Regions from separate parts of the Mus musculus genome. Here region 1 is linked to region 2. The links are chromatin loops, found by intact Hi-C in ENCODE. Cell type or tissue: gastrocnemius. All regions are shown on one strand. Each heading gives the region's core, and the rest is flanking DNA. Links, peaks and the distances in the headings are about the cores only. Region 1 has its middle 120 kb from the start of Gm36152. Region 2 has its middle 30 kb from the start of Lama1.

Region 1 (11,181 bases), core at 1,483-9,482, 190 kb before region 2:
ATAAGATGGGTTATGTTCTAATGCACACCAAGTGCAAAGTGCTGACTTTGTAGGAAAATGAAAGGAGGGGCACACATGACTCAGAACCCATATCCCTGGTCAGCAAGATAGCTCAGTGGTCAGGGTATTTGCCGATGCCAAGTCATGTGACCCAAGTCTGATCCCCAGAACCCATGTGGTCAAAGGAAGAGACCAGACTCCTTCGCATTATCCTTTGACCTTCACATATGCACCAGGGCACATGCGCACGCTGTGCATGCTCACATCAACATGCATGCAGACAAAAATGAATTAATTAAAAAAATTAATTAAGTAACTTTAAAGAAAAGAACCCATATGCCTAGGGTTTGAGTTCTTAAGTCTTTCACCTCTAGGTGTGAGATCCAAGGAAAACTTATGTAACTTATCACCCATACACTGGGGTGTGTCCAGGGTCTTGATATTTAAGTAGCTAAAATTGACTTCATAGACAGCAGACTGTCCTCATCTGGGATTGAGATGGTGAGTCATTCAACAAATATTTAGTAAGCACCCACTGGAGTTCAGGCGTAGTTCTCAGCATTTGGGGTTCAGCAATTATCTAAAGAGACAACAATCACCCAAAATTCACCAACGCTCACAAGGTTTGCAGTGAATAGAGGACATTCAGCAACTATGAGGAATTAGTAGTAGTATACAATACCTCACCGGTGTTTTTTTTTTTCCCTATCCCAGAGGAAGGGAAAATTCATGTTGTTTTTAGTTTAGTTTAGTATGGGTGTTTTGCCTGCATGCACGGCTATGTACCAGGTATACATCCTATGAAAGCCTAAGTTCTGGATACCAAGCTACACTGGCCAGAGGAGGTGACCACTCCCTGAGAAACAACCGGATCTTCTGGTGAATCTTTTCTTTCTTGAATTTAAACATTTCTTACAATGTAGCCCTACTAGTGGTTAGGGAGCGGGGGCACTGAGTAGGCCCACTGTCCCGGGTTGCGATCCTGCTCCAATTCAAGCAAGCCATGCAGCCTTCTCATAGTTCAGCTCTCTGGCCAGCACAGTGATCTACCCCCAATTCCCAAAGCTCTGCTAGGTACAAGATTTTGGCTTCATTGCGACACTTGAGCAGCCCATCTGTCCTGATAAGCCACAGCCCCTGTTGACCTTTCTGGGGCCTTTTCTGTCATCCAGCGTGTAGTGTCATGTCTGAGGCAGTGAATGGAGTCAATGTTGATACGGGCTCAACTGACTCCTCCTTGGCTACCTCTGGCTCACCCCATTGTCTGCCTCAAGAGTCACAGAGCCAAGTCCTGTGAAAGCGACCCAACACCCAACACAGTGTCCTCCCTCCTCCCATGGGTGCTGGGATGACCAAAGTGTCTGACTGCTTTTCTAGAGCATTGTGGCTTCACTGTCGCTAATCTCCTTCACATTTAAGATTGCATGCACAGTTATGCTAATTAGCAGAGAGTCATAAGCTCAGGATTTGGAAGAAATTGAACTAATCTGAAGTGATATAGATGGAGTAAGAAATGAGAACTTGACTGTAGACGGAGGCCATGTTTCCCAGGCACTGCCGTTCTGTCTATAGCTAGGGGGTAAACTGCAGGCAAGCAGCCATGTTAGTTTTCAAGCTATTGGGAAGGCGCGGGCAATGACAACGTACACACAGCATGTCTATCTCATGCATAAAAATCTAGAGCATTTGTCTAGATAAGCACATGAAAACACACGGACATACTGATGTATTACATTACTGACTTGGTAGACACTTGGCTATTTGAAGGCAACCTGTGTTAATGTAGGTTTGTTAGAGATGGCTCAGTTGTTAAGAGTGCTGGCTGTTCTTCCATAGGACTCGGGTTCGATTCTCAGCACTCACACGGCTGCTCACTTATCTGTAACTCTAGTCCCAGTGGATCAGACTCCCTTTGCTGGCCTCCACACTTTGTATATATGGTACACAGCCATGCATGCAAGCAAAACACCCATACACATACATTGAAGACAAAATGAATTTTACATGATGTTATTTTATATAGTTTAAACAAATTTGTTCTTAGACAGTTTTGAACGTGTACACAGTGTGTACAGTGTGTGCAGACCACTCTGGGCCCCACTCCCTCTCATCCCTCTCCTCCCCCCTCTGCAGCTAACTTTTCCGGATGCTATAGCTTCAGTGCCTTATAAAGGAGATAAGGAATACATACGACCTAGAGAGTTGCTGAACTGACATAATGAACAGTGTGCTTGCTGTTTAAAATCACTTTTGTAGTCTAAATTCTTAATAGCTGAGACTTAAATGCCTGCAAGTGTCATATTTCCAAAGTTAGATGCTATAAGGGGCATTAGTAGAAAATGCACACAGAATCATCACTGCAAAAGCTCAGGCACTTCTCTGCTTGGTCTTTCCCTCTTGTTAGTGTTCTTTTTCTGAAGAAAGCGGGCGCTCTCAGCTTCACGTTTCACCATACGGACTCTGGGATGGTTCAGAGATTAAAGGTGTTGACTGTCAAGCTGGAAGACCTGAGTTCAATCCTAAGGAGCTACACGCTAGAAGGAGCAAACTGTCCACACTGTTGTCTGTGTAAACACACATGCACGTCTACATTCACAGGCATAGAGACACACATGCGCAGAGACACACACAGAGACACAGACACACACATGGACACACACAAACACATGGACACACACAAGCAGAGAAACACACACAAAATAAGTATGCAATAAATGTCACTCTTAAGTCACATTGAGACTGTTTGAAAACGGCTATGCTGAGTGGATTTCAAGTCCTTTTCTGTGCTGCTTCTATCTGCTAAAGCCAGTTGGAGAAAATGATGATTTTTTTTTTTTTGTTCTCCATTGCTTTCAAAAAGCCTTGCTAAATAAAAGTGACCTAGCCAGTGCTTTAAAATATTGGAGTCTTTTTAAAAAAGTAAACCTAACACTTCCTTTTGAAAAACAGTGTTTTCCAGCAAGAAGCAGGCATTAATGTTGTTTACTTTTTATGCATTTGCCTCTTAATTCTCAAAGTAAGACAGTGACAGAGTCATTAAAATAAAGGTTTAAAAGGAGCCAGCAACGACAATTGAACTAATGCTCTCAGTAGCCCAACCCAGGTTAATGGATCTCTTCTCTGTACGCGCTGTTGAAAGCCATGAAACATCTCATTTATAAATCTCATGTTTTTTTTTTTTTTTTTTTTTTTTCATTATGAGCTTAGCTCAGCTTGTAACAACTCTGCTCACTGGTATTTTCAAGATCCTCACTGCTGGTCATGGGGCTGAGAATGGAAGAGAATTTCAGGGTACATGCCCACCCCCTCACTGTCCACGAAGTGGAAGAGAAGAAGAGTGGACCTTGAACAGAAGGGACAGTGTATCTGGAAACACAGTCATGGTCCAGGGTCCTCTCATCCTGAACTCCTCAGCACAGTGTGTGCACACAGGTGCCAGGCTCCTCTGCATCAATCCATTGTCAGGCTGCCATTTTTGTACAGTGTGTCTAAGAAGTGGGTCTCTCTTCCCCATAGATCTTTGTCCTCAAATGCTCAGACTCCCCACTTGCCTTCGGCCCTGCCTGTTCCTAACTGGCGTGCTGCATATGCAAAAGACGTTCCTGGGAAGATGCTAGGCTCCTCCCTAACCTCGTGTGGGGAAGGTAGTACCTGTGAATGATACAGGGCTGGGTCCATCAACACAGCTCTCAACTCCTCATGAGAACAGGAAGAAAACACTTTGGACTTATGAGGAAACCTGTGGGGGAGCAAATAGCATGGCATCTGCAAGGTAGATAGAGAGCTGACAGAGATGGTCAGGGTGCTGTGTGTGTCAGAATGTATGCTGCTGCTCACTTCAAATACATCAAGGGGGGTGGGGTGGTGGTGGTTTTGTCTGTTTTTCTCTTGTAGTCTGGGGGTGGAAGCCAAGGCCTTGTACACGCTAAACAAGCTCTCCATCACTAAACCATCCCCCATGCTCCTTTTACTTTCAATTTCAAGGTCACACTGAGCTGTCCAAGCTGACCTTGAACTCACTCTCAAGCCCATGCAGGGCTTTACCAAACTCAGTCCTCCTGCCTCAGCCTCTAAAAGACCTTGGCATCCAGGCCTGGCTATGAATGATTCTTAATAAAGACGTGCTTTTAACCATCAGTGCTGGGGGGCGGGACTGGGAGGTACAGCTCAGCGGTAGAACCTGGGCTTCCAGAGCAGGGCGCACACAAACAGAAAATCCCCTTCTTAAAATAAAACGGTGCAGGGAAACTGGCTATGACGGGAATCAGATGATAACCACCTCTAAATGAGTGGATCTCTTGTTTGCCAGTAGAATAGTTAGCTCCTAATAGTGTTTTGTGCAGTTTTAAAAGAATCCTCATAAGGCAGTTTTAAGAGTACAAAGCCACCTACCTACATGAGAGGCAAAAAGGATTTGAGTAACAGCACATTTTATAAGACTGTAAGGGAAGTGAAGAGTCTACCCTTCTCTCAGGAAAGGACTGGAAACCCATCTTCTACGTGTAAGACAAAAGTGGAGGGTCTCTTACCTGTGTGCTGACTGGAGGCTCTATCCCAGCTTCCAGAAAAAAAAAAGAATTACATCTTTAAAAGCTGACTATTTTCTTTTACCTACTTATTTCCTATCAACTTGATATCTAAAAACATCTAAGGTGTGCAATGGTCTCTTTTTCAAACTGTAGCATTGACCAACTATCATAAGCCCACAAATTAATGTCTGTCTTTAAGTCTGTGTCCCTGAGTTTCCAGGGATGTGTCCCACCCCAGGGCTCCGTTTTCAGTTTTCACGGATGCCTAAAGCATTTGAGCCTGACACTGCCTGCTGGCCTAAAGGTCAGGCTGGATGTAGAAAGCACAGCTGAGGGGGCTGTGCCTGTGTGGATAGCACTTCTCTGCTGCTAGACTGCAAAGTGGAAGAACCTGTAGACTAATTCTCCACAGATTCAATTAATGGATGGAATTTCACACAGCAAACAGAAAGACCTGTTATTCCCTCTGCAAACTCAGTGGAGTCTTGAAATAACAGAGTGCGGCGCCCTCTGGGGAAGGCACTGTGCATAGCAGGAGCAGCCCCATTGTGACAAGAAGCAGCTGGAAGCTCCTAGAAAGGTCTCTGACCTGACTCCTACCTAGTAAACAGAGCTGTCATCTCACAAGCCCTACTGACCTCAGCCCCTCCCTCTTGAGATGTGCAGCTTCACAATCTTTTTTCTTTTTCTCTTCACTCTTTTCTCTTCCTCTCCCTTGGAAGTTCTCTTGTTTGTAAGTGTGGCCCCGGGAGAATGAAGGATGCAAGTAATTTAATGACCAGAAATTAGGAAAACACTTTGGAGTTCCTTTCTTAAGTCTTTTCCCCCAGGGTTTTCATTGATTCTTGGTGTAAACGGCCTATCTCCCCCACCCCCTTTCGACCTGTTGTAATTTCATAAAATAAATATATGTTTTATGCTTTTTTTTTCCCTCTATGAGTCTGTATTTCATCCATGTGTACAATGAAGGAAAATCATCAGGAGCCTGTTTGATGGTGGACTGGAGACCAGAGGGCAACCAGGTGACCGGATCAATGCACCATGACACACTTTACAACCCAACATGCCTTTTTTTTTTTCTACTGGAAGCTAAGAGGGACAGGGTGCTGCTGAGACAGGTACGTGGCTGCTGAAAGCAGACTGCATGGGTGTTAATTCAATGCCCCCCACTTCCTGGGGGCAGCCTTGGACGAGGCTTTGCTTGTGGAGGACAGTGCAATGTCTATGGTGCACAGCTAAAACACTGCCCAGCGGCTGGAAGCGCATCAGAAACCAATGATGACGTGTGAGCAGCTCTAACCGGAAAACGGCTGGGTTGGCATTTTCAGAACGTTGCTTCCGCTTTCTGTTCTCTATATATTATGGCGCTGGTGCAGCACCCAAGGGCCTGGGGTAGCTAAGGGAAGCAGTCTCCACGTATACTCTCAGCCCTTACATCATAACATCTGGGAACATTTTCCATTTTGTGACTCTACTAGCTAGAAGCAAGGTTTATGATTTTATTACAGGAATCTGCATATCGCAGCATGGATAAACACAAAAAGAAATCTGTGTCATCTGAAGAAGCCATGAGCCTGAGGGAGCAACACAGATTTGCGGTGTCAGAAATGGTTGTGGAAACAAACAAACAAACAAACAAACAAACAAAAATATCACAGCCACCTTTGCAGCCTGACCTGGAACTAGAAGTATCTGAAAGTTTAAATTAATTAAGTCAATTAAAGTGATCTAATTTGTTAAATTTAAATAATTTAATGGTTGGTTAATAAGTTTTAATTAATCACTTTAATTTGAAATAAGTCAGGAATAAAAACATCAAACAACTAATGTTTTTGATAGTAAAATGATGTGGTTTTTATCCTGTCGTCTGGAACAAACCAGAATTTCGATCAGGTGGCTTGGTCTAAGGATTGCCTATTAACTGACAACTCCTTACTCTTCGAGGAATCTCAGCTGAAAATGAAATAGAGTTAGAAGCAGACACTGAAATCTAGAAGAGTAGGGATGGCGCTGGCCTAGGGGAGCATCAGTGGTTTAAGCCTAAGGAGAGGATACACTTAGTGTGTGGTGAAAGGCTGCTTGAGTAGGCGGGTCTTGGAGAGCAAGGCTTGTGATTGGCACAGGGTAGAGGAGAGTCCCACCTACCTGCCCCACCTACCCAGCGACAAATAGGATGAAACTAAAGGCGGACTCCTGCACATGAGAGAGCATGTGTAGGAAGCATATGTGTGTATGGATCAGGCGCCTGTGTGTGGCCCAGTGCTTATGCACAAGGCTGGAAGAGGAAGAAGGGTGTCCTATATCAGTCTCTGCCTTGTTTTTTTGAGGCAGAGTCTCTTACTGAACCAGAGCCTGCATTTTCTAGTGGGGCTGGCAGCCAGCAAGCCCCAGGGAGCCGGCGCTGGAGTTTCAGGTGTGTTCATGACTACCCCTAGATTTTCTGTAGGTTCAGGGACCTGAATTCAACACCTCCTCTTGACTGCCGAGCCATCTCTCCAGAACTGCCTGTCTAGGTTTGTTTCGTTTTGATTCCTTGAAAAATAATTTACAATTCGTTGAAAGTTTGGAAATTTAGGGCTGTTTTGTTTTTGCCTTGCAGGGGGGAAAAAACCCCAAAGCAAATATGACTTGAAGTTTGCAAAATAGTCTCCACGGACAGAGAATGAATGAGCACAGGGAGAGATCCAGCAGGTACCCCGCAGTGCGCAACTTGAGCTCAGGGCTCTGGTGCTGTCTTAACTCTGTGACACAGTCTCAACTTTCTGCTGAGAGGCAGCCATCAGAGTGCCCACTGGGTGCTCCCTGTGTGACCTGCACTAGGCCAGGTGCTCTCTATTTAAAGGTTTCCCTAAGCCTCATGGCCACTCAACACAGGGTTCCGGTTTCATCCCCGTTTAGAAAAGGATACTCTGATTGACAGGCGGGCCAGGGAAAGTCCCCAAAGGAAAGTCATTGAAGGTGTTGGGATTTGAGCTCATTTCCACAGAGAAACGTGGCCTTCTCCTCTAAGTCACATAGGGACTCTATCTATATGGGGGGATGGGGGGACAACCACATAAGTAAAAAAGAAAAGCATAAAAATATCACGCAAAGCCTAAGCCACCTTTCCAGTTTGTAGCAGCAGCTGACGAGATGCTAATTATATGCTAGCTGAAAACAATTAAGATTTCTCTCAGAGAGTGGAAGGCATTATCGTTTAAATATGTTCATTCAAATATTTTCACACGTTTTTATGGGCCTGGGGTAGCTTATTTAAAATCAAATAAATAATTAACATTGTGAGAACTTGAATGCTGACCAATGTGGATCGATTTCGAAACCATCCCTTGGAGTGAGATAGAGGAGCAAGCTACAGAATGTGACATGATGCCATGGCTTGAATCTCAAAGGTGCCCTCCTCTGCTCCTGTTTTATAAACACTTGTTCCCAGCTGGCACACTAATTTTTTGGGGGAGAGATGGGACCTAAATGGGAGAAGTAGGCCTTTGAAGGTGTTATCCGATCCTGGTTCCCCAAAATCTGTCTCCTGTTCCACCCTAATGTGAACAGCCTCATACTTCGGCTGCGATGACTCAAGCTGCCTTTTCCACACCTTCACAGCCGCAAACCTTTCCTCTCTTCGGCTGCTCTATCTGGTGTGTCATGGTCATGGTGACTCAAAGGGAACTGATACACAGTTATTTATCATTTGGTCTAATCTTCAAACTACAGAGTCCTTCTGTGGATCACGTAGGAATAAACGCACATTTAGAAAAGTCATGAAACCGCAGCTCAGGTTGTTATACGTCAACGGCTGGCTGCTCTGACGACCCCCAGAGTGCCAGTGGCTCAAAGAATAAAGGATCGCTTGTTCTCCCGTTGCGGTTGCCTGTGGATGTTTCCGGTTCCGGTGGCCATTCCAAGATCTCAGCTCTTTCTGTCTTATGGCTCTTGGCTTCCATCTCTTCAGATGGCGACTGGAAGAAGGCCCAAGGGACAGAATCTGATCTGTGACTATTTGGGCAAAAGAAGTGACATTGCCAAGTGCACCCTGGGCCACGTGGCAAGGATGAAACCTTCAGGCCATATCAAACCGCCGGGAAGACTAGAACCTAGGAAGTAGCATATTGAGCCCCAGAAGAAATAGTCCATCGGTGCTGATAAGTCTCCAGACGGGATGGCACACAGGAATCCCTGGTAGCTGCTCTGGTGCTCAGGGGAAAAGTCGCCAGGGCCATGTTGCCGATCTCATATCTTAAAAGTTGAATGGAGGGCACATATGACTTAATTAGGCCACTCTCCATTTTCTCCCTCTTGACAGGCTCAACAGCTTCATAGAGAAGAAATGTGGAGGCCAAAGCTTGTATCATGCTTCATGTTACCCAGTCTTCGATCTTCAACTAAACCAGGGCCGACCAATGAAGGCACGGTGAGTTTGCAATGTTCCTTATGATATCGCCTGTTTAGCTGATAGTGACAAAAAGAGGAGGAGAGGAAGTGACAGAGACTGCAGATGGCCCCCGAAGCTTAAAATATTTATATCTGGCCCGTAGAAAAGACTTGTCTGCCACTTTGCTCAAATTAAAGAAAACGTGGCTTGCTATCCAAAAACCATATGTCAGAACTTGCTAGGTGGCGGGGCGCCGTGCTCACATCAGATCCTTAAAAGCTTTAGGGCTTCTGGGATTGCCATTGAGTGAGTGGGACAATAAACTGATGCAGAGAGGTGGTAGGGTTGCTACGAGGGAGGTTGCAAAGCTCTTCAGAAATCGGAAGTCAGGCTTTTAACTAGTCTGGCCTGCATTTGCTTCTCCATCGTTGTGATAAGCCATGCATGCCGAAAGGCGACTGGGGCTGGGTGGCTCAGAGAGTGGGTAGGGGGGTATTTATTTCAGCCTCAAGGTTATTGTACATAACCCAGGAAAGCCAGGGAAGGAAGACAGGCAGAAACCAATGCACAGGCCATGGAGGAGTGCTGCTCATTGGCTTGCTCTCCGTGATTTGCTCAAGCTGCTTTCTTATACAACCCAGATCGACCTACCCAGTAGATGGGCATTCAAACATTTAGTCATTATCGAAGAAAATACCCCTGCAGCCGTTTCTTGATTGAGGTTTACTCTTCCTAGATAACACTGGCTTGCATGAAGCTCTCCAAGTAACAGGCAGCCTATCTACTTCTTTGCGTATCCCTTTCTCATTTACTTTTACTGTTAGAAGTATTTTCTGAATCGTGCTCTCTGGATCGTGATATAGTGAACTAATAAAGTCTGATGTCTACCTCTGGTCTCCCACATGTGCACACACCCATACATGCACCCACAGGAAAGACCATCATGCAAAGGCTAGAGAACATTCGTGAAAAGCATCCTGAAGAGTGCGAAGTAGAGTCCATGTGGTTTGGGTAACCTTAAACCTAAAAGTACTCAAAATTAAAAATTTAGAGAAAGAATACAATTGCCCCTGAACAACTGAACAAGAAATCTGATGCTGTGGCTACTGAATGAGCACACTCTCAGGGCAAGGGTGTGGTGACTGGCACGCACTCCAATCTGCCAGCTGTTATCAGGAGCCCAGGCTATGCATATCCTTCTAGTCCAACGGACAATGTTCCCATGAGCAGAGGCCATACTCTGCAGATAGGCCCTGTGCTCTGCCCCAGAAGTCTGCAGAGGATAGAATGCAGCCTGTAGACCTTCAGCCTTACAGCTGCTGTGCCCTAGTATATAAGGCTACTAGATAAGGGATGGGGAAAATGGCCACGGGTGTGATCGAGGCATTTGGGAATGGGGACAGCTGAGGACAGCCCTGAACAGGCGGAGGATGAAAGTCTGTCTGGGATATAGGTAGGGACGGAAGAGGAGATGGCTCTTTTCACAAGCCTGGATGAAAGGAATCTGAAAAACTGGGTATTTAGCTAGAGGGCTGTGGAAAGACTGAAGCCACACCCTACCACTGGCTCACAGTAGGAGCTTTGCCTGCACACTGTTCAACCTGACCATGCCACCAGATCTGGATCTGGTTGGTGTCTAATCTAGACAAGCTCTCAGTGCCCACGACAAGGGTCTGATGGCACAAGGGTGGGCAGGCCAAACTGCTGTGGTTCTTTTAGCAGAGTAACCCCCATGAAAAGACAAGACTTCTCCATCCCAGAGGTACCCTCGGGCTGCCAGCCAGATGGGACTCTGAGATTGACAGCTGCCACATATCCTTGTGGCTTCTTCCTGGCCAGGGGACTGAGAGGACCATGTCCCTCTGCATTGTATTGTGGCAAATCTGAAGAGGCATCAGGAGGCAGGCGCAGTGCTGAAGACGAGAAGGAAAACCAGCAACGCTTGCAGGAGGGTGCTGCAGGAGCCCTGTTTCTAGATACACTGATTTCAGATTTCCTAAATGTGGGTCTGAGAGCAATTCAACCAATGCTATGAACATATAGATGGGCGTTTGTGTGAGCTTCATCCTTGTCACTGTCCCCTGTACTATAGTAATAAATCTATCATGTACCATGTGCCTCACCATAGGGATCGCAGGAAACAGTTTAAAGCATCAGGGGGATGTGGATAGGATTAATGGAAGTGCCTCTTTTTTAGAAGGATCCAAGACACTGTGGATTGTGCGGCCAATAGGGGTCCATGTGCAGCCAATGGAGATCCCAGAACCAATCTTCCACAGGCAC
Region 2 (11,181 bases), core at 2,226-10,225:
TCACACAGATTTTTTTGGGGGGAGAGACACAGAGAGTGGTTGCCTCTGCTTGGGCAAGAAACAGCAGGAAACCACGCAGGTGGCTGGTTTTATATAGGGGCTTTGAGGGGTGGAGTTTTCCAAAGGGGGAACTGGTAGGGTTTTGAGCTCAAGGATTGATGAGTTTGAAGGCTCAGGGATAGGTGGGTTTGAGTGAGCTTTCCAACCTGGAAGTGGGCTCAGACCTTTGACCCTGCATTTGGTTCAGGGTACCTTGTGTGACACTGATCACATGGATTCCCGTTTTGATTTTTTTTTTAGACTTCCTTCATAAAAGTCACTGGTGGTTTGGATGAAAAATGTTCCCTACATATCTCAGTGGAGGACATTGTTCTGGGGAGTTTGTGGTATAATACTTAATACTACCTAAGGTTTTAATTACTATGCTTTATATATATATATCAAATAGTATATGGCGCAGGAAGTAAGGTCAGGAAACTAATACTTCCTGATTAGGAACTTCTAATCCTCCCTAATTAGGAAGCCCAAATGATCATACAACACATGGCCCTAGCAACTGCAGGACCCCATAAGGGACAGCATTCCTAGGAGATAGCACCCATTAAAGATCAGCCTGAGATGCCCCCCCCTTAGCATCCCATAGCTACTGCTTCTCCTAAATTACATTAGACCAACATTATCTCAACCCTGTGCCCCAAAATCGTATGGCTTCCCTTGTGCCATCAGACACAAAGAAGAATCTGAAAAAGGCAAGTTAAAGATGGAAAGGTGAGATATCCTTGTTTTCTTGCAGTTAAGTTATGTTAATTTTGTTAATTTAATACACTATAAATCTACGACCCTGTGCATATGTTTGCTGGATCATTTCTAGGTCTGAGGAGAAGCTGCGTTGGTGGAGAGCCTGAAGGCATTCTATTCCAAGGAAGTCCCCCTTGGTTGGAATGGACAGATTCTAAAGGGAAGCTGGGCCAGGACATGTTTCTTTCCCCATTGCTCCTCTGTTCTCGTCTTATTGAACCCAGATGCAATCTCTGCTTAGGTGGATTAAGGACTGTCTTTGGAAGATAAAGTGGATAGTAAAAAGCCACATATTAATGAATTAGAGCCTGCTTATAAAAACCTCATCATCAAAATTTAGATCTGAGGCAGATTAAAAAAAAAGAGCAATTTATCCTCAAACATCCCCTTGGAAACGATCTGTGCAGAATGTGAGCATTAATCTCCGAGACCTGTGACTTTATATTCTGCATGTGCGAGCTGCCTACTTCCTCAAACTTTCTGGCCTCCGATATCCCAGAAGTTTACTGCTAGAAGGTTGTTGATTTTTTTTTCTTCCATCTTTATTATGTTGGGTTTGTTGATTTGTTTTGTTTTTTTAAAACTACTCTGGGCAGCAGAGAGAGAGAGAGAGAGAGAGAGAGAGAGAGAGAGAGAGAGAGAGAGAGAGAGAGAGAGCGCAGAGATCCTAATGCGCCCAGAACATGAGCTCTGGCAAAGTAAAGTCACTGCAGGTTAATTAAGAAATTTAAAAAATTCTTTCATAGACAACTCTTTGCCCTGAGAGGAAAGGTTATAATTAAGATAGATTCTATGTCATTCGGAGCATTTAAAATGCCAGCTCTTCAAAAAATAGAGATAATAAAGTCAGCAGGGAGAAAACGCACTGCTCAACGGGTTTACATGAACTGACCTTGCTAGCAGCAAGACTCAAGGAACTTTCTCTCTCTTCAGGGCTGCTTGCATGCTTGAACCATCTAATCTTCATCCCCAAAGCTGAGGAGATGCCCACCAGCTTTCTCTATGCCCAGAACAGTGTCCTCTGCAGACCTGAAAAAAATCTCTCTATAACAAGAAAGTGTTCCCCAGCTCAGGCCTGGTAGGATGTGGTGATACATCAGCCATAGATGGCTGGCCTTGCCAGGGCAGGGCAAAGTGTGGGGTGGGACCTACAGCAGAAGCAAGCCTCTTGTATGGAGTTAAGGCACCTGGTATTAACGTCTTTCTCTGTGTGTTGAGGTCCCGTGGCAAGGATATTGAGAGATTCTTCTATGTGGTCTCCAGAGACACATAGAGCTGGAGACATGAACAAAGCTCCACCCCTAGGGATGTGTGGTGGGAAATGCACCCTCTGGGTGATTTCACAGCACTGATCTTTCCATCCCTTTCTAGGCCACAGACTCCTCTCTCTGGTCCCTTCTCTCTGCAGGATGCTCTTCTGCAAAGGTGCTTCAAAGTCTGCCCCAGTCTGGCCCATGTGTCCCCTCTTCTGTCAATGCAATGCCCACGCACTGTAGCCCTGGGATACCTCTCCCTCCCACTCTCTCTTGCTTTTTGACTTTCTTAAGGGAGACCTAGACATACTCAAACGAGGTAGACACCTGTACTTCCCAGAAAGCCCTTCCTCTTTCTTTTTCTCTTCTTGTGGCCAGAGCCTAGAGACTCTTTGGACAGCTCTTTGGCAATGAATCTGTGCAGGGGGTGGGGGGTGGGGTAGAACCCTGAGCTTTGCACACACTGAGCAAGTTCCTGTTAACCCCTTGATTACTAAACTACATCACCAAACATTGCCTTCTGGAAACAAGGTCTCACTGTGTAGCTCACAAGTAGCCTTTACACGAACTATTCTCCTGCCTCAGCCTCTGGAGTGCTGAGATCACAAGTACATAACCCCATGCCTGGCGTGGTAGATATTCCTGATTGTCAACTTGACTATACCTGGAATGAACTGCAATCCAGAAGTGGACGGTACACCCATGATCCAGATCTCGAGGCTGGAAGACACAAGTTTCTGACCTTGTGTTCTGATCTTGACATGGAGATCTTGAGGTATAGTCGCCATGAAAAGCTTAGGCCCAGGCAAAGAAGTATGGACTTTTAATCCAAGGAGACTAAAGCAAGGAGATCTCTGAGTTCAAGGTCAGCCTAGGACAAAGCAAGTTCCAGATCTAGGCACACCTTTAATCTGGGTCACACCTTCTGCTGGAGACCGACATAAGGTCATTGGAAAAAGGAAAACTCACTCCTCTTCACTTGATTGTACTTACCTGCCAGCACATCTGTTGGAATCTACTTCTACAGAAGACCAGCTGAAACAACTAGCCTTGTGGGACTGAGCAACTACTAGATTCTTGGACTTCCCATCCACGGTTGCCCATTGTTGGGTTAGTTGGACTACAGATTGTAAGTCATTACAATAAATTTCCTTAATATATAGAGAGACATTCTATAAGTTCTGTGACTCTAGGGAACCCTGACCAATACACCAGGCCTGACCTGGGTTTCAGACTTCTCTTTCTGTCACGTGCATCTTGCTCACACTAAACGTTGTTGAGTGTGAGCATGGTGAAGCGGTACAGAATTACCTCTGGGCTGGACTCCAGCGAACCCCTCTCCAGCAGCTGACAACCACTGTCTAGTATGTGGGAGAGAGACGTGGTCACTCACTGCTCACGGTGTTGAGGACTCATTTGAAACTCTCAGACAACAATGTTCATGACGTGAAAACATCCCTGCTTACTGTGGATCCAGGAAATACTATTCACTGTGGGAATTAATAGGGTGTGACGTCTTTCTACTCCAATGTCACTGGCTACAACAAAAAGAAGACAGTAAAATTGCCCTGCCTTTAGTCTCTTTGAAAAACTCTTCACCGGCATCTGATCCCCGTGAACGTTCAGATCTTATACCTCGAACAACAAACCTTTACTCACTTGTGCAAATATATTCAGAGATGGCAGGCAGTTTGCACATGCTTGCCCATCTTCTGCATATCTGGGTTCAAGCCCAAAGCACGACTGATGTTACTTAATTTTATGCTCACTGAATTAGTGAATGGCTATACGGCTATACAAATATTGTTGTGCTAACCCTCAAAGATGCTGTCTATATGCATGTGTTAGTTTTCTGTTGCTGTATCCAAAATACCTGAGGCTGGACTTTTTTTTTTTTAAGTGTATTTAACTCATATACTCACCAGAGGCTCAATGTTCCAAATCAAACAGTTCTGGCTTTGTAAGCGCTGGCAAAAGTCCCTGTGATTATGTCACCATATTGTAGAGAAGCGGAAAAGGACTGTATAAGAAACAGGTCAACACATGGTGGTCTTCTTGATGACAATATTCTTCCTTGAGAATTAGTACATTCTAAAAACTCAACATTAATTCCTTCCAAGGGTGATGCCCCAGTGACCTCATTAGTTCCCAGGAGGCTCCAGGTCTCAATGATTCTACCACACCTCATCATCATCACACTGGGAACCAAGTTTCCAGGGTGAAAAACTCCCATGGATTAAAAATAAACCGTATTCATGCTATCACACTTTGAAATATACACGTCAACTGACACAGTAACTATATTGACTGTGATCTATTTTACATAGATCACATAGCACCTCAACTTGGGGTGGCATGGAGGCCTCCTGGACATCACTGGAAATCAGTCTAATATCTTTGAGTCTCACATCTATGTCCAGAATAAACAAGTGTATTGTGGAATCTAAAAAGGGTCTGTCATGGGCGGGATGCTATTGGATCCTTGACCCCAAGTCCAAGATATAAAAATATTAAGGGCTGTGATGTGTGCCATGCACCCCACAGGAGCCTTTCTGGCACCTTCTGCTGGATGCTGTGAGTCTTGTCTCTTAGCTGTGACACTCCCAGTCTGTCTCTGCTATGTCCTGGTCCCCCTTTCTTCTTATCTGTGGAGACACCAGTCATTGAGTAACAGCCTGCCCTACTCCTGTGTGACTCCAACATACTTTCATTACAGACGCCAACAGCTGATTTGCAAATGAGCACAGGGTCTGAGGTACTGGATTGAGGCCTTATGTGAGTGGCCAAAGGAAGGGGCAGTGCCCAGCCCAGGGAGGTCTGGAGGAACTTTGCTGGCTCCTTCCAAGACCCTCACAGAGTGTCTCTGCTGCCTTTCCTGGCTCAGCTGGCTAATTCTCAGCACTCGTTTCAGCCTGGTGGGGTTGCTCTCCATGGCGTTGGTGAGCTCTGCTTTCTCTTCCTCAGCCAGCTCACCCACTCTGCTTCGGGAACCTTTTCTAATCTCAAGTTCAAGGTTGTCTCCAGTCCTGTGCATTCCTTCAGCCTCCCTCCCCCACTGAGCTCTCTAAGAATGGCAGCCTGCAAGGCTATTAACTAGTATGGATCCTGACAGTTAGGTTCTGGACTCTTTGGTGACAGTGACCAAGTCATCAGGCCACCTGCCCATGTCCTTAACCAGTTCTCCTAAACCCGGCAAGAAGGGATGCTGCAGCCGGTAGCTGAGCTCCAAGGAGACCAAGCATTCCCCCTGCAGGGTAGAGGAAGGCAGACAACCTCATGTGACAGAGGGTAGATGCTTCCAGAGACTAAGCCGGTCAAGCAGGCACCATCAGGGAAGCTGAGGGAGAAGGTGTGGGGATCGAAGGCTCTGATTGGGGAAGGGCGTCAGGAAGGTTGTGTGGAAGAAGGGAGGGTGTGAGAAGAAAGGAGATAGGAAAGGAAGCCTGCTATGGAGAGGCAGGGGAGCTTCTTTAGTTCCACTTTTCCTGTAGAATCCTCAGAAGGACCCAAGGAAGGAATGGGGCTTGGGGGATGAGCATCATCTAAATGGTAATGTGCAAGCCACACAGAAGCTATACTGTAAGAATTCTCTCTCTGTGTGTGTGTGTGTGTGTGTGTGTGTGCATCTGTCTGTCTGTCTCTGTGTGTATGTGTCTGTGTGTGTGTGTGTCTCTGTGTCTGTACCCCAGTGTCTGTCTCTCTCTTTCTCTTTCTCTCTCTCTCTCTCTCTCTCTCTGTGTGTGTGTGTCTGTCTGTCTGTCTCTGTGTGTATGTGTCTGCGTGTGTGTCTGTCTCTGTGTCTGTCCCTCTGTGTCTGTCCCCCTGTGTCTGTCTCTCTGCTGTTTCTCTCTCCCTCCCTCCCTCCCTCTCTGTGAGAGAGAGAGAGAGAAAGACAGAGAGACAGAGACAGGGAGCTAGAGCAAAAGAGACAGGCACTGAAACAGAGATTTCTGCTAAAGACCAAGGAGATGATGGAATGAGTCTCTGATGCCAACACAGGAAAGCATACTGTCACAGTAAAACACAACCAAATTAGGACACTAGTTCTGATAGAGTGGGTTCTCCAGCTGTGTGGATCAGCAGCGCCATCTAGTGGGGCATCGAGCTAAGAATCACAATCTTGAGCTCAGGGAAGTCCGATACCCTTCACACCAAAAACTAAGATGACTTCTCTAGAGTTCAGTGTAATTTATTTTAGGTTAGTCTAAAACCCTAACTAGAAAACTCTCCATTTTACCTCTAACATTACTGGGAGGGGTTCTGGGGCTCTGGCTGGCCCAGGCACACTCCATCAGGGCACCTGGCAGGGGGTATCCACAATTATTTGTGCATACTCATGGTCCTGTAAGAATCTGCCTCTTACTTTGAGTTCTAGAAGATTATTTGGGAGAGAACCTTGAGCCTGCTTAGAAATGTTTAGATTTACGGTTTTTGTTTTCATTTTAAAGAAATGGTGATCACTATGTCTATGGTCACTGTTATTTATCTTTGACTGTGGGTGCTTTCTGGACAGTCTTCCCCAGCTCTTGGACTACCAGCTTTGGAATGTAGCTGCTGCATACCTATTGGCATTTCTGAGTCTGCACCAGCTCTCCCAAAAGACTACCTTATTTCCCAACTAGCGGGGTCATCTCCACCCACGTGACCTGTAGCCTAAAGTTACAAACATCTAATCTCAAACTCCTCTCCTTTTCCTTTCTTTAGTTTAGCGCAAACATCCACCCAATCTCTGCACCGGCGTTCTTGGAATTGCTTGTCTCTGTCTGGTGTCTTCTCTCAGGGCCACAGCCGCAGCCTTATAGAAGCACAGGACAGGGATTTCGGAGAGTCCAAGGGGACACATTGATCACTCAGGATTCCAGCCAACATTACCTCAGAGTAGATGTCAATAAGTGGATAAATGACTGTCAAGTCAAAAACATGTCCGTTTAAGCAGCTGTTATATTTAATGTTCATTCATATTTGATTGCATTAAAATTGTGTGATTGTTATATATTATTATTATTCCTTCTTGAGACAACAAGCTTTCTCTATGGACAGCCCAGGCTGCCCTCAGGCTTGAGAACCTCTTGTCTCTGACTCCCCAGAGCTGGGATCATGAGTGAATGCCACCACACCCAGTCTACCTATTTTGTCAGAGCACTTGAGAGTGCAGGGTGGTCATGGCTCACCAGAACCTGAGAACCATAAATTAAGTTATTGAATAGTTGTCAAATAATTCAAAAACAAAATAAAAGAACTTGTTCTCTGAGTTTTGTAGCCCAAATTTTATGATACACTTCATGTGGGAAGTCACATAGAAAAACTTAACAAGATTGCCAGTTTTAGCAGATTGGCTGGAGCTATTCAAGGTTCTGTGTTGGGGACTCAAAGGCTCAATGCTGAACTCAGGCACTGGTGTCATCTGCACTGAGATCAGGAGAGTGGACATATTCAATAATGTGGTAACACTGCCTCATACCGCCATTTTGAAACCCAGTTGTTCAACAATTTTTATTTATTCTTACTAAAGAATAAATAAAAATTGAGCATGAGCCAGGCAGTGGTGGCGCACACCTTTAATTCCAGCACTTGGGAGGTAGAGGCAGGGGGATTTCTGAGTTCAAGGCCAGCCTGGACTACAGAGTGAGTTCCAGGATAGCTAGGGCTACACAGAGAAACCCTGTCTCAAAAAAACAAAAAACAAAAACAAAACAAACAAACAAACCAAAAACAACAACAACAAAATTGAACATGATAGTTGTACCATTAATCCCAGCATGCTGGAAGCTGAGGCAGGAGGATCATAAATTCAAGGCCTGGATAGGCTACAATAGTGAGCTCAAGGCCAGCCTGACCTAGTGGATGAGACAGAAACAAAGCTAAAACCAAACCAAACATCCCCAAAGAATGACATCTTATAAAGGAATTATGAGATAAATTGTGTTATATTTTCAAGATAAGTACTCTTATCTTATGCCACTACCTCAGCGAGGTGCTTCGTCTTCCTTTTGTCCGTGTATGTAAGTAGCGGGATGGGTTTCTGCACATGCGTCCTGATTCTGCCTTCTGTGGCATCACGCTGGTGATAGCCACAGGGAGCTATTTCAACCACAACAATTGGCAGACATTACAAATCAAGACTTTCCCCTAGAAAGCTGATGGCTAAAAATGTACAACACACATACATCATGCTTGTCCAAAGGAAGAAAGAAGTGGCACTAACCAGTGGCCAGTGCTTACAGGTTTCTCTCATGTGGCTGCTGTTGTCCTCATTACTCTCTAGCCATTATTTAGATGTAAATGTCTTGATGTTCATGCCTCTAACTCTCACATCAACCCTGAGCCAAGCACTATTGTGATTCCCACTTTATAGGGGAAGAATCCAAGACACAGGTGTGCTGGGAAACCTAATCAAGGGGCTGGAGAGACTGCTCTGTGATATGGAGCACTGGATGCTCACCCAGAGGACCTGGGTTCAATTCCCAGCACAGGCATGGCAACTCACAACTGTCTGTTCCAGGGGAATGGACACCATCACACAAACATACATGCAGTATATAGGAATTTTTTTAAAAAGGAAAGAAACTTAATTAAAAGCTCATTGAGTGATTAGAATATATGTGTGTGTACATATATATGTATATTTATCCTAGTATATATAATTACATACTACATATCATATTAGAATATTGTGATGGTTTATATATGTGCAGCCCAGGGAATGGCATGATTAGAAAGTGTGGCCCTGTTGGAGTAGGTGTGTCACTGTGGGTGTGCGCTATAAGACCCTCATCCTAGCTGCCTGGAAGCCAGTCTTCTGCTAGCAGCCTTCAGATGAAGATGTAGAACTCTCAGCTCCTCCTGTACCATGTCTACCTAGATGCTCCCATGTTTCCACCTTGGTGATGATAGACTGAACCTCTGAACCTGTAAGCCAGCCCCAATTCAATGTTCTTCTTTAAAAGACTTGCCTTGGTCATGGTGTCTGTTCACAGCAGTAAAACCCTAACTAAGACAGATATATATGGAATATATATTATCCCATATATTATATATTATTATATATGTGTGTATATGATATAGATAGATAGACACATACATACATCATATACACACACATACATAAGCACCTTCTAGGCATTTACAGAGAGGAGGGCATACACATTGGACAGTCATTGAGGATGAAACACAGAGATGTGGAAAGGTGGCAAGGTGACATACCAATTGTTGCTCTGCTGGGTATAGTGTAAGTGCAGCCCCAGTCTCCACCCATCCTAATCCCAGCATTAGCTCTCTGGACTGTGGCTGCATTTTCTTAGACACTTGTCACAGAGTGTGACTTCAGAGCATGTTCATGACAAAGCTGGAGCAAAGGATACTGGGCACTGCACGACAAAGGTTGCTTCCCTCATCTTGCTGAAATGCAGCCTGGCTGGAGGTCGGCTTGCTATCATCCCTTGGAGTCCTGGACTGGGGACGGCTCCTTCTCAACACCCATGTCCTTAACCACTATAAAGCCACATGGCGGCTCACACACAACCTCTGCCCATTTCCTCCTGACAGTGGCACAAACGGGTCTCAGGTCTGCCCTGAGAGGGTGACACGCTCATGTCTAATATGAAGGGAGGTGAGGGACTGCAACACCGTTCCAGTCCCTGAAGGAGAAATGGAATATTGACAAATGGTTCTTCAGAGCTTCCACAGAGAGTAGGAATCTATTCCTGAAGATGGAAGCTCACGTGGCTGATGCCTGACTCAAACCTGGGACGGAAGCAGCCTTTGGTAGTAGGATGGAGGGGCTGGGATGGACAAGAAGGTGTTACCACAGAGGCAGAGAAGAAACAGGATGCCAAGCATCGAGATGACAAGGCCCCCACAGCTCTGACTATGTGCCCATCAGTGCCCTGAGTGAGGCACATGTTTGTAGTCTCTGGATTCCCAATGGGTCAGGCCTAAGAAACAAAGCACAACAGGCGTTAAGTGTGTCTCATCTTGTCAAAAGACTGTGCTGTAGTCTGATGCTCCACCCACCATCCAAACAGAACGGATAGCCCAAGAGGTCACATTCTTTTTTCGACTGAATACTTTGTCTGGTGGAACCCTCCGTCAATTGGGTAATTGCTTCTAGGGAGTGCAGTAGGCCAGCACACTGTTTTAGGACAAGTGTCCCCTCCTCTCCAGACTGCATTCTATAATGAACTATCAGGGTCACAATAAAACAAGATGATCTATTGGTGGTATACAACCATAAGTCAATTTCTCTGATGGATTTGCGTGACCTTTGGCAGAAGCCCAATTGTGGAAGGAGGCTTTGTCTCCAGGAGGAAGGCAGAGTCAGCAAGTAGGCAGGATGGTAGACATAGAGGAAAGATGGTCACCCCATGATGGCTTGAATCTGGAACAATCCACAGAGTCCCTTGTGCTGAGAGCTTGTTGCCAAGAGTGGTGCTATTAGGAGGTAGAGAAACCTTTAAGAGGTGGGGTTGAGTGTGAGGTCTTCACTGGGAACACACCCTTAGAGGGCGTTATAGCAGCTGGTGTTTTTGTCTCCTCTGCGTCATATCCTCACCAGACAAACACTTCTCTACCCAAGACCCAAAGCAACAGGACCAGATGATCATGGACTAGCACCTTCAAGCCTGTGATTCCATGGATAACCCATTTTCTTCATAAACTGATCGTGTCTGGAATTTGTAATAGCAGTGGAAAGCTGCCTGGCATAGGGTGTACCATACAGTGACATGTAAGCCCGGTTACCCTCTGGGTATCTGCCGACTCTGATGACTACAGTGTTTACGTGGAAATCAAACATGGAAACTTCCAAGAGACAGAGACTCAGCTCTGCAGCAGCAGCAGCAGCAGCAGCTTCTATCACTTCCTCAGCCTGGCCTCCTAATATAAAGGGAGGTGAGGAAGCTACATCAACACTGCCATCAAGTCAGGGAGCTGCATCAATACTGCCATCATGGCTGTCTTAGTCAGGGTTTCTATTCCTGCACAAACATCATGACCAAGAAGCAAGTTGGGGAGGAAAGGGTTTATTTGGCTTACACTTCCACATTTCTGTTCATCACCAAAGGAAGTCAGGACAGGAACTCAAGCAGGTAAGAAAGCAGGAGCTGATGCAGAGGCCACGGAGGGATGTTCC

Evidence for each region. Hi-C counts contacts between places; a loop is a spot of excess contacts. Peaks named below come from ENCODE experiments on the same cell type or tissue, not always from the same donor. Only the 100,000 strongest peaks of a DNase experiment are listed, where the experiment ranks them.
Region 1: it touches region 2 in a loop (4-fold over the local background); 3 of 42 quality-filtered maps call a loop at or near these places.

The regions. Positions count from the first base shown.
Region 1 is chr17:67,468,309-67,479,489 of GRCm38, forward strand. No RefSeq gene overlaps it. Among named protein-coding and RNA genes, the nearest start is that of Gm36152, 120 kb to the left of the region's middle. In gastrocnemius, for the core only: a CTCF peak has its summit at 5,041; a DNase peak (open chromatin) is centred at 5,047; H3K4me3 peaks cover 749 bases; H3K27ac peaks cover 2,468 bases.
Region 2 is chr17:67,662,058-67,673,238 of GRCm38, forward strand. No RefSeq gene overlaps it. Among named protein-coding and RNA genes, the nearest start is that of Lama1, 30 kb to the right of the region's middle. In gastrocnemius, for the core only: a CTCF peak has its summit at 6,137 (motif pointing left); a DNase peak (open chromatin) is centred at 6,134.